Linked DNA regions of Mus musculus: region 1 is linked to region 2. The links are chromatin contacts, found by Hi-C in ENCODE. All regions are on one chromosome and are shown on one strand. The core of a region is the stretch at or near the end of the contact, and the rest is flanking DNA. Distances in the headings are between cores, read along the strand shown. Region 1 holds the start of Hmgxb4 (HMG box domain containing 4). Region 2 holds the start of Med26 (mediator complex subunit 26).

Region 1 (4,727 bases), core at 823-3,322, 2.4 Mb after region 2:
CTTCTGTTGCCAAATTCCACAGAGCCATGCTAGGATGCTCACAGCAGAGAAGCTTCACCCACATGCTTCTGAGGAGGAGCTTGTTCAGAGTGCCTCGGCCTTCTGGACTCCACCACCGATTCCCCTTCCAGCAAAGCAAGTGCCAGCAGGCACCTCATCACAAGAAGCACCGGAGTCATGTTTTAAAGAGCAGGCCTTTCCACCCTTACCTGCATCTGTACTGCTCTTCCCCAACCAACACACCACCACTCACTACAACATGGCTTTATTATTTTCTGCTGCCCTCCCAGCCAGAGTATCAGCTGCTGAGGCTCAAGTACCCTTGACTTTGTTCTCTTGTTAGTGCCCAGCACCTTGCCCAGTGCCTGCTATACCCTGTGCTTTCCATAAGGACTGTTTCAGCGAATAAATGAACGAGTGTATGTTCAGTGATCCAAGAATGATAGTACTGTGGTCAAGAACAGGCTGAGGAGCTGAAGAGATGGCTGCAGGTTAAGAGAATACTACTCTTCCAAAGGACCTGAGTTCAGTTCCCAGCATTCACACTGTACAGTTCATGACTGTCTATAGTCCATCTCCAGGAAATCTGGTGTATTCCTTTGGCTTCTATGAGCATGTGCACACACACCAACAGTTAAAGAAATAGAGGCCATGAATTTGAGAGAAATAAATGGAAAGGGTTGAAAAGAGGGAACATGATCTAATTATATTTATATATAAGAATTAATAGTAGTGCATGATTTTAATCTCAGTGTTCAGGAGGCAGAAGCAGGAGGATTTCTGTGAATTTCAGGCAAGCCTTGTCTACATAATGAGTTCCAGGACAGCCAGGGCTGCTTCCTCCACCCATCCCTCCCGCCAAAACTGCCTACCTCCTGTGACTTTGACAAAGCAAAACAGAAGAGAAATTCCTCCCTAGAGCAGATGAAGGCTGGGTCTTTTCAGTGAGGAGGGCACCAGCTTCTGGTTGCCCTGATGGAGTGAGCACTGTTCACACAGAAGGCTATTATATACTTACACTATGCTACAAAAACAGAGTCTTTATATTAAACCAGGCTCTGGAAATTGTAAATGCTATTGATTTATTGAGTTCTCCTCAATAAATCAGAAGAAACTGTTTTCTCCTGTTTCTTAGAGAAAGAGTAACTTATTTATTTCCATTTTGTGTGTTTTTAGGGGACATTCCTGTGGCAGTCAAACTTGCATGAATCAGTTCTCTCTTTCCACCATGTAAATTTCCGGTGTCAAACACATACCCAGAGATTTGGTGTAAAATATTTTAACCCACTGAACCAATTCACCAGTCCTCTTAACACTTAAACAAAAATTGGTGTGAGCGGTGTAATAATTTGGTGAGAAAACAGCTTGTCTTACAAGTGTATGGTCTTCCACTTCACCTGGGCTACTCTCCAGATGTAAATGCTAAATTACAAATAAATACGGCTATTAACCCTTATCGCTCTGAGTCCGGCAAAGAACAGATTGTCTTGAAATAAACAGCATAACATTCTGTCTTAAATACAAAAGATTTAGGGGTAAAAGGAGAACAAGAAGGGCTACTATTAGGTGACCAGAAAGGACCGAGATTGCGGAGAAGGACCCATGAGTTCCTAAAAGAGAATACAAAGCTAATTGTCTAATTTTAAGTCTGTCATGAAATTTTCGAGGTTTGTATAAGCACGTGGTAGATAAGTACATAAAATTGTAACTGACAGTGAACGTATAAAATCCAAAGCCAAGCTCCATTGCTTCAGAACGACTGTTCTAATTGCATAGAAGTTTACGGAGCTGTAAAGACTTTGGGTTGGGGCAGGTGTTTGGCTACATTAATCTAATTGCCTGATATTTTTTATTCGCAATTTCTTTACAGAAAGATATTTTTATTGAAGAATAAACAGGAGACTTTTGAAATTATTTGTTTAGACCGAGAAGAGATTTCTAGACTAAACCTGCAACGGAGGAGTGTATTCTCAAACGGTACCGCGACCGCGCTCAACAAGCAGGTTTATTCGATGCGCTCGACGCTCTTTCGCCGGCGCGGTAGCCCCGCTGCAGTAGGAGTCTGCGCTCTGGGCTCGACTGAGGCGCCCTTGTTGCTCGCGCTTTTCTCTCCTTCTCCAAGATGGCGGCCGTCGGCGGCGCTGAGGCGGGATCCGAGCGAGCCGAGTGAAGGTAGCGGCGAGCGGAGCCCCCACCAGACCCGTCCGGACCCCCACCCCGGGGCGGCAACGGCCCCGCCCGGCCTCCGCCCACCGCTCCGGCCCCCCGACACCGTCCGGGAGGCGCTTCAGGCCCGCCGCGGCCTAGCTCGGGGGCCAAGCCGGGAACTGGAGTAGCGGCTGCAGCCGCCCCGGGGAAGGGGCTCGAGCGGGCCGCAGGAGGAAGGCGGCGGGAGCTGTTCAAACGGGGAAGGCGGGAAAGCTGCGGGGCCGGGAGGGGGCGTGCGGCCGCCCCAGGGACCCGCGGCCCGCGCCGCCCCTCCCCCTGCGCCGCTGTCTGGGCGCTCCGGGGCGCCGGAGGCCGACGGGACGTGGGAACACGGGTCGGGCGGAGCGCGGCATGGGAGCCGGGGCGCGGGCTACCTGGGGCTGTCAGGAAGAGAGGTCCCGGGCCGGCGGGCGGGAGGGCTGGGCGCGCGGTGAGCGGCGAGCGGGAGAGGATGCCCGGAGCTTCCTGCGCTGCGCAGAGCTTTGTTGAACTAGCGGTTGCAGCAGACCTGCCGAGGTTATCACAGCGGGGACCCCGGGAACGGTGGTCTTGGGGACTGTATGGATAAACGATCTCGTATTGTGTGTGTTCTTTGCGTGCGACTCAGTTTGAACATGCCTTCTTAATTGGAGTCATCTCCATACAGGCCCATTTCCCCCTCCACAACCACTACTTGTAGGTTCACTTTAGTTTATATCATATAGCAGACAAGATATGTCTACCACCCACCCACCCCACCCTTGTTTCCAGTACTGGCTGATTCTATACCCTCGTAGCAAAATACATTTTTAAAAACTGCATCCAAAGTAAAGCCTGTTGATTATGGCTTGTCAAAATTTGGATCGCTGAACTCGTGGAACCGAGTATGTTATCAGCCAATCTGTGCAGTGGTCGTGGTTCCAGTTAGCATTGCAGTGAGAAGATTCAGTGCGCCTTTCTGGCTATGGAGATCTCTGCAAGTTGCGAAGCTGGCAGGGGCTGGAGTGCTGCATAGGTGGGTCCTTGGAAAAGGGTGTGGCAAGAACTCCAACAGATCCAAGAAGGAAGGAAACCCACTGAAGTAAGAATTCACCTGTGCTATCCTAGAAGTAGCAACAAAATATCAGAATCTGCCAACAGCTGGATGTGTTTCTTCCTTTGACTGCATGGACTGGCAATCTAAGTTCCTAAAAACAGCCTTGGAGGAAACTCCCGTCTGGAGGAGACAGACCTTCCTTGCCCAGTTTACTGGGTGGATTTTCTTTCTTTTTCAATTCTCCGATCTGTTCTGGGATGATGATAACGATTAGCGATTGCTGGAACTGAGATTACCTCCAAAAACTTAGTTTCTGAAACTTTTTTTATAGTTAACGCTTTGAATTTCCAAAATAACAAAATTCTACCTTTGAAGATTTTAACTTTTTTCATAATTACTTGTTATCCCAAAAGCCTGTGCTGAAGTTTTATTTTCAAGTGGAATTAACAGCCTGCTTCTCCTTTCTTATACCCTGAAGAAAAGCCTTGGAAGAGCCGAGCCACGGTGTTCACGTTTTCTAAGCATTCGCTATCTATAATGGCATAAACAGTATTAAACAATGAATGAGCTTTTCTATGCTGTCATGTTTTTGCACACTAAGACAAACACTAACTGTAAGATTATCCTGCCCCAAGAAGTTGACAGCATAGAATTTTGTAAACTCCAAAATTATGGAATTCAAGAGAATGGGTTTTAGCACCTGTTTTGTGTTTGCTAACATTTGATGTAGTTGTTTTCTGATGTGAAAATCAAACCTAAATTTTTGATCTTCATTAACTCTCCCAATTTACTTTCTACCCCTGAGCCCTCAATTTAATTTGAGACATAGTGTTCATCTAATCTTGTATGAATGCTCCTGAACTCTGCTTTCTTTCACACTGCTGCTTGAGACCTTTTCCCCCTCCCTGGTACTGTCTTTTTCTTGTGAGGCAGCCACCATTTAGGGCCCATCAGTCTGCCCATCCTGGGAATATTCCATAGTATTTCTCAGGTTCTGGGCTGCCCTACATATTGGACTTGTGTTCAGGGTTCACTCACTTTTCCTACAAGCATCTAGTCTTTGTTTGTTTGTTTGTTTGTTTGTTTGTTTTTAAGATTTATTTATTATATGTAAGTACACTGTAGCTGTCTTCAGACACACCAGAAGAGGGTGTCAGATCTCATTATGGATGGTTGTGAGCCACCATGTGGTTGCTGGGATTTGAACTCAGGACCTTCAGAAGAGGAATCAGTGCTCTTAACCACTGAGACATCTCACCAGTCCCTGGTCTTTATTTTAAGAAAGTTCTGGTAGTAGCAGGCGTAGTCCTAATACAGAAAGCCAGCACGTCTGTGTTGACCTGCCTTCAGGAGCATTCCCTAATTTTATGTTTCCAAACCTTTTTAAAATGTACTAATTTTTCACAGCAGTCAAGAAATAACTTTTCACACCTAGTAAAAAGTTCAGCTGGCTTCCAACCCAATAAGACATTGCCTAATTGTATCTTATATTACTTGTAATGTT
Region 2 (4,914 bases), core at 879-3,378:
AAGAGATGAGCAGTGGTGGTGCAATCGTTTAATCTGGAAGAAGAGGCAGGAGAATCTCTGAGGCCAACCTAGTCTAAAGAGCAAGTTCAAGGATAGTCAAAGCTACATAGAAGAGGAATCCTTCTTGAAAAACAACATCAAAAAATTATACTGTGTACACTATGGCTTCAGCAAAGATGCAAAAGCCATCAAGGCTATGTTTTCCTATCTCTTGTTTTTACCTTTTAATATCCTAATATATCAATCATGTGATTACAGTCAGTAATACCAATCACTGGCAAACAAAACAACAACAAAAAACCCAACAAAACCTTAAACCAAAAAAAGAAAAAAGAAAAAAATTTAAAAAGGCTTTCTAGAAGATTTTTATCTAGCCTGTCCCTATTCTACCTCGAGAAAATGTCTACAGTATTTACTAAATTACTATCAAGGTGATCTTAAAGACCAAGAAGAAAATAATTTTGGATCCAGCAAGCAGATCTCATAGAAACTAGAGCACCTCTATTTCTACCAAGACCACACAAACAATGTGAATTATTCTGAACACACCACAATACAGTGTACATTGTACATTGCTAAGAGTAACTGGTCAAGCATAGTCAAGGGAACTCAAAAGACTCAAACCTCGGTTACCTGTCCAAGCCCAAGATGATTTTTCTTCCATCCCGAGCATATTAAAAAGTGATCTCAAAGGCCACTTCCTGGTCTCCCAGCAAACACCTCATATCTGAATGCCTGTGCATCTTCCCATGGCCCTGCTCCTAACAGCAACAAGGATACCCGCCCCCTACACTGCCAACAAACCTTTGGGAAAAATACAAGAACAGGTGAAATTAGTCTATGCTCACACAGGAAGAAAAAGATGTCCCTCTGCTCACAGGACTCTTAGCAGAGGAAAGTGTGACATAAAGTAACCCCTTACAATTAAATCTTGACAGGCTAGGGCCCAAAGCACCTCAGGAGGGGCAAGAGAGAGATGGAAAGAGGACCGGAAGGTAGGAATAAGAGAACAATCAACTATGACGGGCAGTAACTCAGTACCAAAATCCCATGCTTTAGCTTCTGGTCAGATGCGCAATGGAGCATTTAGGCCAAGAAAGATGACAGGAAGGATCCCACTCTCTGCAGGGTCGTCTTTTCTAGAAAGACCCCAGGAAAGGTTTGTCCACTATCAGAAAAAAGAGGAGACTCTCCAGGCATCACAGGTAGACAGACTGGGGGCAGAACGGGCCTAGGGTTCCCTCCTAGCCAAGAAGGAGGTTCAGCCAGGAGACCGAAGGGGAGTAAAGGCCAAGACTCCGGAGACGCGGGCTACTCTAGTCATCGCGGAGACACTAGTTGCTTCCCACCTTGCCCCCGGCAGGGAGACCTTCCCGGGGGGTTCTCAGTTCCCAGGGTTGAGGTGAGGCAAGGAGGCACGGTGGGGACCACCAAGGGCGGTCGGGCTGGGACAACGGAGAAGAACTAGCTCTGATCAAAGCTCCAAACGCTCCCTCAGTCCAGGCCGCGTGAAGCCTCGGCCTCAGGTACCCTCAGCTGCCGGGCAATCCGCCTTGCCTGCGGTCCCCGGACCCAGGAGAAAGAGAGACCGAGATGGCAGTGGCTGTGGCGGGCAGATCACCGCCTGGAGAGAGCCCCTAGCCGGGGGCGCGTCGGAGGGGGAGGGTCTCGACACATGCGGCCTCGGTCCCCGATCGCGAGGCAGTCACTTACGTTGCTCTGGGAGTCGATGGCCTGTAGCAGCCGGTCCCTCATCTGCTGCGGAGACGCCGGAGCCGCTGTCATTGCCTGGGCGAAGCGGGGGGGAGCGGCCGGGCCGGCGGGCGGGCAGGCTGAGGAGGGGGAACGCGGGTCAGTCACTCGCCGGCCTCCGGGAACGGAGCCGCATGTTCCCCGCGGCGCCGGAGGAGGTCAAGGCGCTCGGGGAGATGGCGAGGACGGAGGGAAGCGGAGGGGACCGGAGCTCAGGCCCCGGACCACCGCCGCCACCGCCGAGCGAGGAGGAGGAGCCGACGGAGGAGCCTCCGCCACCACCGCCGCCGCCGCCTCGAGAACCAAACTCCAGTGAGCTGCCCCCCGCGCTGAGCACTCTGGGTAACCCGCGCCGCACGCAGCGTCGGCGCCACGCTGAGGAGGTTGGGAGATGGGGCGGGTGGAGACGCCGGGTTTGGGAGGGTCCGGCTCGTGAGCCCCTCCTATTGATTGTGCGCACGCGCGCGCAGGCGCAATTAGCAGGTCCTGCCGCCTGGTTCCGAGGTCCGACACAGAGGGCCGTTGGGAGGCAGTTGGGCGTGGCAACGGACGCTATCTGAAGGCCACGCCCACTCGGGACTGGAGGGATGGGCTTCCTAACGGAAGCGCACCCTTCAAGTCCTGGAACACCGACTCTATCTTCTGACTGCTTTGGGGTTGCGGAATGGAAAGACCCTCCCCCGGATGAGGGCCTCCTGCGTTTAGAAACCAGAGGATTGGAGCGGCCATAGGTAATCTGAGGAAGGCAGCGGTTCCCTGCGTTTAGACTCGTGCCTCGAGGAGCTCGGAGGAGCTCCGCACAGCCTTCTCCGCTGCAGAGGCCCCAGGCGCGGGTCTGCAGGGCAGTGCGTGTCCCCATGTGACCCGCGTGCTGCGGGGACCTAAGGTCACGTCTGGGAGCTGCCACCTCTGCAGAGGACGCAAGTCTGCAAGGCCTGCGCGACGCTGACACCTCGGGTCTGCATCCGTGCGGGGCTGGAACTCAAGAGGAAGCACCGCTTTTGTCGCCTTCCTAGAGGCGGGGGGGGGGCGGGGGGGGCTGGAGGTGGCCAGCCTGTGTCTGAACAGCAGGATGCGGAACCGTCGCCCAGCATCTTCCCCTTGGCGTTCCGAGGGGACGGAGCGACCCCGCCTTTGCATCTCAGGTGATGGAAAACAGGAACGCCTCACGGGGGAGGAAGGGAAGCACCAAGGTCACCTGGAGTTTTAAGTCAAACCAAGAAACGAAGGAAGTCAAGTATAAAGGCTGCGGTCCTCCGTCCTTCGGTGACCCCTACAACTGGACAGATGGAGGGCGGGCTCCGAGTTTAGTGCACTATACGAAAGTGGCCTCGGGAGAAATAACTTCGTGTAGTGTTGTAACCTTAAAAATCCAGACATGAAACGGAAGGGAAACAGGTAATGAAAACCACATGTACTTCTGAGAGCTGCTCAACACCTGTTAATTTTAAATTTGTCATACTTCGGGGGGGGGGTACTGGGGGAGGTGAGGAACCAGGCATTTAATTCCAACGCTTGGGAGGCAGGAGGCTCACTGGAGTTCCAGGCCAGCTTGGTCTGCACAGTGAGTTCCAGATTAGCAAGGACTACGTAAGTAAGACCCTGCCCTTTTCTCCCACCCACCCAGAAAATAAATTTATCATGGCTGGTTTCTTGATTCTGCACATGACAGAAGGCTTTGCATTACACCAATAGAATGAACACGAACAAATACTTCTCAAATACACTCTCTTCCTGGCATGTGTTTGGAGCTCAGGTTCCAAGTTGGAAAGCAGCCCATTTTGAAGATACACTTAATCTCACCAGATAAGCAAAATAAACAAGGTCCTCCATCAACATTGGCTCTTAGTTTGGTGTTTTTTGGCAGAGTTTATGAAGCCTGAGCTGGTCTCAAACATTTTATTCCTTCCAGTGTCTCCTGGTGCATTACATTTATGCCAATCTTCTGTCTTTTATTATTATCTAATAGTTGATTTTTATTTTTCTCCCCTTATACAGGCTCTCACTACAAAGCCCTGGCTGGCCTGGATCTCACTATGCAATTCTGACTAGTTTGAAACTCACTGTGGAGACCAGGCTAGCCTCAAACTCACAGATATCCGCCTGAGTTCTGCTGCCCAAGAGCTGGAATTAAGTGCATCATCCTACCCTGCAGACCTGCTATCTTGTTTATTCAGTGGTATAGTATGCCTTTTTTTTTTTTTTCAAAACAAGCTATAAATTAAGCAGGCAATTAGTTTTGCATGGATCAAGTCATGAAAACATCTTGGACAGCATTCAATGTACCTGCTGACCTTGCTATTTTAGATTCCTCCCCAGGTTTTGAGACCACATGTAGCCTAGGCTGGCCTTGAACCTTTTTCTTTTCTTTATTTTTTATTTTATTTGCCTGGTATGGTGGTACTCAAGGGGAGGCAGGAGGATCTCCGTGAATCCAGTCTAGTTTACATAGTGAGTTCCAGGATAGACAGCCATATGTAGAGAGACCCTGTCTCTAAATTTGATATTAATGTTTTGCCTGTAGTATATATGCACCTATATGTGCCTGGTGTCTACAGAGGCCAGAAGTAGTTGTCAGATCCCTAGAACTAGAATTACATGGAGTTGTGAGTACATACTGCGAATTGAATCCTGGTCCTTCTTTGAGAACAGTGCTCTTAACTGCTGCATTGTCTCACAGGCCTGGCCTTGAGCTCTTCATGTTGCCTCCACCTCCTCAAGCGCTAGAATTATAGGGCATGTACCACCCACCATCATACCTGGTGCTTCTGATTGCATTTTCTATGCCTAGCCTTTAATCTCAGCACTCAAAGAGGTAGAAACAGGAGGATCTCTTGAGTTCAAGGTCATCATATAGGTATGGGGAATTGAACTCTGGACGAGCAGCAAGCATTCATAATGGCTGAGCCATCTCTCCAACCCATTTTCTTGTTTTGTTTTTTCAAGAAAGGGTTTCTTGGGCTGGTGAGATGGCTCAGTGGGTAAGAGCACCTGACTGCTCTTCCAAAGGTCCAGAGTTCAAATCCCAGCAACCACATGGTGGTTCACAATCATTCGTAATGAGATCTGACTCCCTCTTCTGGAGTGTCTGAAGACAGCTACAGTGTACTTACATATAATAAATAAATTAATTTAAAAAAAAAAAGGGTTTCTTTGTGTAGT

What was found. A loop is a pair of places that touch in the nucleus more often than their neighbours do.
Region 1: a loop to region 2 is called in a map of heart, with 35 times the contacts of the local background. The contact joins the promoter of Hmgxb4 here to the promoter of Med26 in region 2. A Hi-C loop is called at or near these places in 2 of 37 maps with a recorded cell type or tissue (heart and regulatory T cell).

What each region holds. Positions count from the first base shown.
Region 1 is chr8:74,991,578-74,996,304 of GRCm38, forward strand. Hmgxb4 (HMG box domain containing 4) reads left to right here and starts at 2,073. Exons shown (of 11, transcript NM_178017.2): 1 at 2,073-2,172.
Region 2 is chr8:72,546,182-72,551,095 of GRCm38, forward strand. Med26 (mediator complex subunit 26) reads right to left here and starts at 2,129. Exons shown (of 3, transcript NM_027485.4): 1 at 1,714-2,129. The coding sequence starts at 1,785.